2 separate regions of the Homo sapiens genome follow, and region 2 is linked to region 1. The links are chromatin contacts, found by Hi-C or POLR2A ChIA-PET in ENCODE. All regions are on one chromosome and are shown on one strand. Each heading gives the region's core, a stretch centred on a gene start or an enhancer-like site at or near the end of the contact. The rest is flanking DNA. Distances are from core to core; before and after follow the strand shown.

Region 1 (4,411 bases), core at 163-2,662:
ATGATTACACTTGAGGGTGGTTTAAATGGCTTATTAATAATATATAAAAATGACTAGCATTGTTACCCGAACTGTATGACTTCTACTGGCCAGTGGTAATAATCATTAATAATGACTAGCATTTATTTAACACTGCATCTTATGGAGTGTAAATGTATTATCCATTTCATTCTCACTACGACTTCTTAAGTTAGATAAATATTTTATTTATTGAAGATGGGATAGGATTTGAACCCACTCATAATGTCTCCCCTCTACATACTATTTAGAAACATAGCCTACATATTATAGACCAGATAATTATAGTCATAGTCTAGATATTATAATATAAAATATATAAAGTAAAATATATATAAGTAATAAGCAGACATGAGCTAGGGCCTTGCTTTTCAGACTAATACATTGGAATAGAACTCTCTAGAAAAATTTGATAGACATAATGGCTCTTGGCACTGCCTTTGGGTCAAATTAGCATATTCTTGTTAGCTGTTTTCATCCAAATATTTATTCTCCACTCAACAGGGTTTACCTGTGAAAGTTTAATCTTTAATTTTTTCCTTTCCCTAAATGCTTAAAGTGATTGTAGTCTTCGGCTTCCATTTTATTTTTAGGACATCTACATCATAGGTAGAATGATCCCATTATTTTTCCTCATAGCCATCATAACCAGAACAAGTTTCCCTGAATTCTGATATCTTCATCAATACTTCCATCTCAGACTCTCAATTGTCCCCATCCCAGAGAAATTGCTTTTTAAAAATCACACAAATTATTTAAACCTTCTCACTGCTTCCTAGTGAGGAGTGGAGGGAAATTTGGGACATGAACAGGGGCATAATGAGAGTGTAGAAAGCACCAGGACTTTAAATGTTAAAATCAACAAAATATGCAAAATGCCTTGAGGCAATGTAATATCACTGTCTCACAGAAGGCACAAAATTACTAAGAGAAATTTAAATGATGTGCTGGAGAATGTCAACTACATTTGGAATGGAGCTTTGGATTTTTATAGGAATTGAATACACATTTCAGTCATTAAAATGAAACACTCTGAAATTGTTTCAGATTGAACTTTACATAGGCCGAGGAAGAAATTACAATTAAATATATAATGCCAAGTTTATAATTTATGAAATGAGCCATGGGGCTTTCTGAGAAAGGAAGTAAAATACTAAGTTTGTCTCCAGAACCCCTTCCATTCCTAGGGTATCAAAGTTTTGGACCACAGTTGCCCCTTTAAAATCTTATGGGGATGATGTGGAGATGATCTTCACAGGCTTCTAGAAGGCGAAGTATAACCGAAAGCAAACAGATACTAACTCTTTGCCGGGATCTGGTTTTGGGTGTTCTTTCTTATTTGCCCGGAAACAAAAATCATGATCCCTCTGCTTCACCACACCCTCACTGCTGGGGTTACCTCGAGCTTCACTTGGTTACCACATTCTGCTTTTCTACTTCTGATCTTATTGTGTTTCTCTTTTGCTGATTATACTTCCCTTCAGATAGAGGTATCTTGTTTCTAACTTAAGCTCATTTCTTTGCTTCTTTAAGTGATGATTTGAATGTGGCATTCTTGACCTTGGTTGAACCACCCAAACAGCAAGAGGGGCCTAGACCCTTTCTGGGGAGTCTCATGAGACATCCACTCATGAACTGGGCCTCTGTAGCTCCTGTTTAGAGAATTCTGTAGCTCCTGTTTAGAGATGCATAATATCTCAAAGATAAGCAAACAAACAGCAGGGTTCATCACCTCTTTTTGCTCTCCAGATAGTAAGGGCTTCAAGATTGACAAACAAGAATAACTCAGCGAACCCCATTTGCCACCTCCAAATATCTCTAGATTCTAATCTTCATGTTTTTTCATATCATGTTTAATAATACAACAGACAACAATTAGAGTTTTTCTTTAACTGTGGAAAGTGACTACTTCTTTCAGTTTAAAAAAAAGCGTAACTTAGTCATAATTATGACATTAGAATCTGGGTAAATGAGACAATGGCCTTGCTTCTGAAAAAGCTTAGTTTTTTCTATGCCTCTTCCTTTTTTTCAGTCCTGTCATTCTCTTCTCACACCTCTGAGACTCAGTATATTCATTTATCATTGCTTTGCTCTAACAGGGAGAATTAGAATATTCTATCAAAGTAATTTAACAACATAGGAATTCACATGATGCAAGAAGTACAGTGACAGGCAAGCCAGGATTGGTACAGCAACTCTATGATGTCAACAGTACTCAGTTCCTTCCATAATTGCTTTTCTTTTAAATACGTTTTTAATTTTGGAATAGTTTTAGTTTTGCAGAAAAATTGCAAAGATAGTGCAGAGGATGCTCATATACTTCACATCCAATTCCTCCTGTTGTTAATGTATTATGTTAGTATGCACATTTGTCACAACTGAAAAAAAAATTGATACATCAGTATTATTATATTGTATTTGGATTATCTTAGTTGTTTCCTAATGTCCTATTAGAGTTCCAGGATACCATATTACACTTACTTTGTCATTTTTTTTAGATGTACAAAATTTTTGATGATCTTGAAAGTTTTGAGGAGCACTGGTCCAGAATTTTATAGATTGTTCCTCAATAGTGATTTGTCTGATGTTCTTCTCATTATTAGACTGGAGTTATGGAATTTTGGGAGGAAGACTACAGAGGTAAAGTGCTATTCACATCATATCATATTCATAGTGGCAGGAGGCAGACAAATGTGTAGGCAGATGGGGCGGGTCCCCAGTGAACCTTGACCTTCAAGCTGAAGACAGTTTAAAGCCTGAAAACCAAGCCATGAGTCAAATCCACAGACCAGATTGAGAAACTCTCTTCCCATTTGGCTTGCTTTCCTCTGATTGATCTTCACCCTTCACCTATTTTACATATACCTACCTTTCCCTAATTAATTTTTTACACTGCCATGGCCACCTTTGAATGGCGCCTTTGTTTTAGCCTTTTTTGCATACTCACAAACGAATTAGCATGCACTTCCCATTCTGAGTCCATAAAAGCCCTGGCCCAGGCACAAGGAGAGTGAGACCACCCAACTTCGAGTTGGGGCCAACCCTCGTGTCCTCTCTACACTGAGAGCTGTTTTGCTGCTCAATAAAACTATTCTCCACCTTCCTCACCCTTTAATTGTTAGTGTAAACTTATTCTTCTTGGACATGGGACAAGAACTTGGGACCCATCAAATGCAGGGGGCTGAGTGTGCAGTTGCAGTGGCCACGCGATTTGCATTAGAGTGCAAGCCAGGTGCAGCCCAGTGGCCTGAGTAGACTGGGCATCTCCAGCAATGAAACTGGGCCCAAGGAGGGCCTGGGCAGAGGTTTTGTCAGCTGGAGGTCTCCAGAAGGGAAAGTGGCCAAGAAAAATCCTGCATCAATATCAGTGGTACATGCTATCCACATGACTTATCACTTTTTGATGTTGACTTTGATTACCTGATTAAGGTAGTGTTTGCTAAGCTTCTCAACTGGAAAGCTAAATTTTTCCCACCTTTCCGTACTGTACCCTTTGGAAGGAAGTCATTATGCACATGTCACATGTAAAGTGTGAGGAATTAAGGTCCATCTCCTTGAAGGGGTCAATATCCATATAAAATATTTGGAATTCTCCTGCCTGGGATATTTGTCTATTTTCCCTTATTTATTTATTTATTTATTTATTTATTCAATCATTTCTTTATCTCAGTATGGACTCATGAATATTTGGTTTTGTTTATATATATATATTTTTTATCATACTTTAAGTTCTAGGGTACATGTGCACAATGTGCAGGTTTGTTACATATGTATACATGTGCCATGTTGGTGTGCTGCACCCATTAACTCATCATTTACATTAGGTATATCTCCTAATGCTATCCCTCCCCCTCCCCCCACCCCACAACAGGCCCTGGTGTGTAATGTTCCTCTTCCTGTGTCCAAGTGTTCTCATTGTTCAATTCCCACCTATGAGTGAGAACATGTGGTGTTTGGTTTTTTGTCCTTGCGATAGTTTGCTGAGAATGATGGTTTCCAGCTTCATCCATGTCCCTACAAAGGACATGAACTCATCATTTTTTATGGCTGCATAGTATTCAATGGTGTGTATGTGCCACATTTTCTTAATCCAGTCTATCATTGTTGGACATTTGGGTTGGTTCCAACTCTTTGCTATTGTGAATAGTGCCACAATAAACATACATGTGCATGTGTCTTTATAGCAGCATGTTTTATAATCCTTTGGGTATATACCCAGTAATGGGATGGCTGGGTCAAATGGTATTTCTAGTTCTAGATCCCTGAGGAATCCCCACACTGACTTCCACAATGGTTGAACTAGTTGACAGTCCCACCAACAGTGTAAAAGTGTTCCTATTTCCCCACATCCTCTCCAACACCTGTTGTTTCCTGACTTTTTAATGATCACCAT
Region 2 (4,395 bases), core at 496-2,995, 37 kb before region 1:
AGCGTATTTACATAAAAACACTTCCCTCTACAGCCACAGGAAGGTTATCTGATGGTGCAACAGTTTCAGTACCTAGGATGGGCTTCTCATCGAGAAGTGCCTGGATCCAAAAGGTCATTCTTGAAACTGATACTTCAGGTGGAAAAGTGGCAGGAGGAATGCGAGGAAGGGGAAGGCCGGACGATTATCCACTGCCTGTGAGTAGGGCAGCTCAGCCTGTCATTCATGGGGCCTTGGTGCTTATTTTCTCATTTTCAATGTTAAAGACTATCTGGCTTGCATCTTATGGACCTCCCATAGATGTTATTTTTAAACAGTCTTCCTGTCTCATGAGTCTATAATTAACTACTAAGTTTATTTTGTATATTTTCTAAATATTGATTATTATATAGCTATATTATTTAAACTCTTTGGAACACTACTCGTAACAACTTCTGATTTACACAGTTTACAAATATATCAGAATCTCAAAGTCTAGATTGCAGCAATCTATGCCTATAGCATTTTCCTGAGTATAAGCTACTGATCTAATTTCATCCTCAAGTTTTCTCCTCTCTGCCTTGTACACATATAAAGCAAAATTAAGACACAAATGGAAAACAATTAAAACTACAATGTCTTATTTTCCCAAACATATATGATGGTGTGACCTGTGGTCACTTGGTGCTGCTATCTAAAATGCCTTTGCTTTCTTTGCTTTCAGAAATGGTGGCGGGCGAAGTGGCATGTTCTGTGCTATAGGCATCGTTGTTGAAATGGTGAAACGGCAAAATGTTGTCGATGTTTTCCATGCAGTAAAGACACTGAGGAACAGCAAGCCAAACATGGTGGAAGCCCCGGTGAGTCACAGAATCTTAGATTTGGAAGGCATCTTAGAGATTAGTTAGTCATATACCTACTTATTGATTTGACTTCATACACACATAGGGAATCAGATGTGAAAATGAGACGTTGTGGGGACTTTCCTGCCTAATTAATACATTGCTGAGCATCCCCCTCTACCCACAGACACTTAATCACGTATTGCATAAACTGCTAATCATGAAACTATTTTCATTTAATTTGGGAAATTTGTAGGATTTTTTTTCTGTTATAGCCAAAAAATATTTGCTGCAGTAAACTTTGGTAAATGGTCCTATAAGAAGAATAAATCCTATATCAAGGCTGTATGTCTAAGGGATATAGGTTTCATCAGTACCTTAGACACCCAGTATTTTTAAAAGGCAATGAAATTTAGTTTTGTCATTATCTATAATTATTCATTCATTTTCTGATCAAATTGTAAATGGTTAAACTATCATGGTTAAGTTTTCAGCTTTTACCAACTGTAGAGGGCAGTTCATATCATGCTACTTGAGCTTGTCAAGGCTCGTAAAGTCAGAACATAGCTTACAAAATAAGAGCTGATAGGTATGTGTGTGTGTGACAGTTCATCTAGGTGAAGCTGTATGCAGAGTAAGAAAGAAAGTTACACTTATCTAACACATTTTACTTCTAACGAGAGATATCTGTGGGTTACACATATGTATGTGCATGGTGGGATCAGGTTGGGAGCAGCTGTGTAGTGTATGCTCACAGAAAAGTAAACCAGAAAAACCAAGGCATCATTGTTGCTTGCCCTACATTTATCAAGATGATCAGATAACTAGAATGAGCAATTCAATAAACCTTTAAAGTATTTCACCACTTCCTGCTCATGGATTGCTCGCACAAGAGTTGCGTTGCTTCCTGAGACAAAATCTGAAGACTTAGGTTTGTACTGTTTCACTTTTACAAGCGGTACCAGACTTCCACCCTTTCTACAGGTGTCCTCAAACTCCCTACACCACCTCATTTCCCTGGGTTGTTGCAGCTGTCTACACAAGATTACATTGGTTTTGATTGGGGTGCTGGCTATGGAGATGAGAAAGGGGGGATGAATCGGAGGGATTTTTGAGGGAGAACTCTCAGATCGTCTTAGCAACTAAATGAATAGTGGTTATGTCTCTAAACTTTGCGATTTGAAGATTTCTTGATGTAAACTCTGCCTCCATTTTTCAGGTCAAGTCTTAAAATCATCAGTGGGATCATTTCTGACTTCAGAATTCAACTTTTACCTTCAAATTTAACTGATTTCCCACCTTTTTTAATTAAAAAAAAAATCTATGGTTAAACTGTGCCATTCTGGGACCTTCCAAAAAGTTACTATTTTCCTTTACATTCATGTCCCGTGAATCCTGAACACCCCACCCTCTGATTTGTGTTTAATCAGTGTTGATGATTAGTTTAGTGAGCTGTGGAGTTGAGCTGAGGAGTTTGGTGAGGAGATTTAGAGTGAAGGCAATATTGCTGGAGACTGCTTAAAGAGACATAACTATTTCTAGGCACATTTTGGTTCCTTGAATGCACTCGCCACAGTGGTAGGTGAATTTGAATCATAACTACTTGGTGAATAGTGTTGGAATGATAAAGACCTCTTAAGGAAAGTTTTATTACCCTAGTTTATTGCTGGAGACACCTCGAACTTCTATTCCAAAATAATATGCATTTTAGACTGTTCTCCAGCCTGAATTTTACCCACTTGAATGAACTGAGTTGGGAATTTTTAAATGAATTGCATATTATAAGTAATAGTTTATGATATGGTCTCTGAATTTTTCTAAATTCTTATTATGGAGCAAGTCCATAGATGGGCTTAGAGGAAAGGCAGTTTTAACTCAAAAATTTTATTGCCAATATGTTGTCTTAAACATATAAAGGCAGCAGAAATACATTTTCAGGTATAAGTAGGCTCAAAATTTAAGGATCACTAACCATTCTTGAAAAATTTGCTTAAATACTCTGATGGACAAAAACAGTGTCAAAAATTAAGAACTTGAAATTGCATAAATGGCTGTTTAAAATGGCTGGCTTTTTTTTTCTCAAGGAAATCATCTGAAATATATGGAGAAAAACATTTGCAGTTTATCACTGTAGCATTATAAAATAGAGAAAAAAATAAAAGCAACTTAATAGTCAAACAATACATATATTTGATTTTTATGTGGTATTAAAAGATGTTAAATAACATGGAAAAAGAATTGTAACAATGTTAAATTTTAAAAGTTACATTTAAAATTATATTTTGAAATATACATAGTTATATTTATTCTAAGATAATTATTTCAACCATGCACAAAAAGAACTGAGGCAAACTAAGGTGATATTTTAACAATTTCTTCTGATGATAGAATTATAGCTCTTTTTCTCATTCTTTATGTTTGTTCAGAATGTGTATATTCTTTATATTTGTACAGAATTGTTCTGTAATGATCAAATATTACTATTATAAACAGATAAAAAATTATAGATATTTAAAAAATTGATAGAAAATATGCGGCAAAGATAAAATGTCTTTTTAAGATAAATTTCCTTTTTCTTAAATGGATCATTAGACTCAAGTATAAAATATGTATGCCTAGATATTAATCTCATATATAGAAAAAATAAATTGTAATCCTTGAGTAATCTAAATTGGTTGTCAAGTTTCATTTGGTAACTGTTATTCAACATTAGTCTCTTTCTTAAGTTTTCTCACTCTTTGTGTTTTGACATCTTTCAGGAGCAATACCGTTTCTGCTATGATGTAGCTTTGGAGTACCTGGAATCATCTTAGTTGGGTGAGACTCTTTAAAGTGCATCCATGAAGAAACCTGTCCATCTATTGAGCCAGCAGCTGTTGTACCTGTTACACTTGTGCAGAAAGATTTTAATGTGGGGGGTGGGAGACTTTTACATTTGAGAGGTAAAAGTATTTTTTTTATGAAGTTGTGTATCTTAATAAAAAGGACTGAATTAGTTTTTATTACTATATTAAAGCATCAACATTTCATGCCACATAAATTATATTTAATAAGAACCAGATTGAAATGAGAACGTATTGGTGTTTGTACAGTGAACATGCCACCTTTTTTCTCATGGTTTCAGTAGAGCAGCTACCACATGTTGCATGAGTTCATACTTTCTACGTGGCATTTTTCTCCCTTTCTAAAATGAAAGCTGATGAATCTTAAAAGGAAGAAGAAAAGAAAAGCTGTGCAAATTCATAGTAAAGTTCGTTTTTTATATGTTTCCAGTGTAGCAGATCTCTATATAAATATATAAATATATATAACTGGCTTATTTTCTTTTAATGTGCAATGATGGCTGGATCATTTAAAGTTCTTTTTAGAAAATAACATAAGCCAAAGACTCAAGTGTAAATATGTCTATATGGAGAAAGCACATTATATTTATTGGTTACTTACATTCCTTTTTTGATGGCTAAAATACTACCACCACACAATCATCTTTTTTTTCCTGAAGAAAGCTTTTTCTTTAGCTAAAATCAATTGTAAACGATTTTTGTAGATTATTTTTTGTATGTTTTAGTGTAAG

What was found. A loop is a pair of places that touch in the nucleus more often than their neighbours do. ChIA-PET counts read pairs that join two places held with the same protein, here RNA polymerase II (POLR2A). Pooled maps may share reads with other maps.
Region 2: a loop to region 1 is called in a map of CD8-positive, alpha-beta T cell, with 2.9 times the contacts of the local background. The contact joins two enhancer-like sites. A Hi-C loop is called at or near these places in 6 of 168 maps with a recorded cell type or tissue (CD4-positive, alpha-beta T cell, CD4-positive, alpha-beta memory T cell, CD8-positive, alpha-beta T cell and 1 more) and 11 of 50 pooled maps. POLR2A ChIA-PET finds 5 or more read pairs at or near these places in 14 of 52 experiments (CD4-positive, alpha-beta T cell, CD4-positive, alpha-beta memory T cell, K562 and 8 more).

Annotation. Positions count from the first base shown.
Region 1 is chr6:127,931,657-127,936,067 of GRCh38, reverse strand. No RefSeq gene overlaps it. Among named protein-coding and RNA genes, the nearest start is that of THEMIS, 33 kb to the right of the region's middle. Within about 2 kb of position 1,412, at least 3 of the 41 ENCODE cell types and tissues checked have a DNase peak (open chromatin) inside an H3K27ac peak, as active enhancers do; they include CD4-positive, alpha-beta T cell and CD8-positive, alpha-beta T cell, where a contact is called at or near this core.
Region 2 is chr6:127,969,466-127,973,860 of GRCh38, reverse strand. It overlaps PTPRK (protein tyrosine phosphatase receptor type K), which reads left to right. Exons shown (of 30, transcript NM_002844.4): 28 at 34-197; 29 at 704-839; 30 at 3,581-4,395. The coding sequence ends at 3,634. Among named protein-coding and RNA genes, the nearest start is that of PTPRK-AS1, 56 kb to the left of the region's middle. Within about 2 kb of position 1,745, at least 7 of the 41 ENCODE cell types and tissues checked have a DNase peak (open chromatin) inside an H3K27ac peak, as active enhancers do; they include CD4-positive, alpha-beta T cell and CD8-positive, alpha-beta T cell, where a contact is called at or near this core.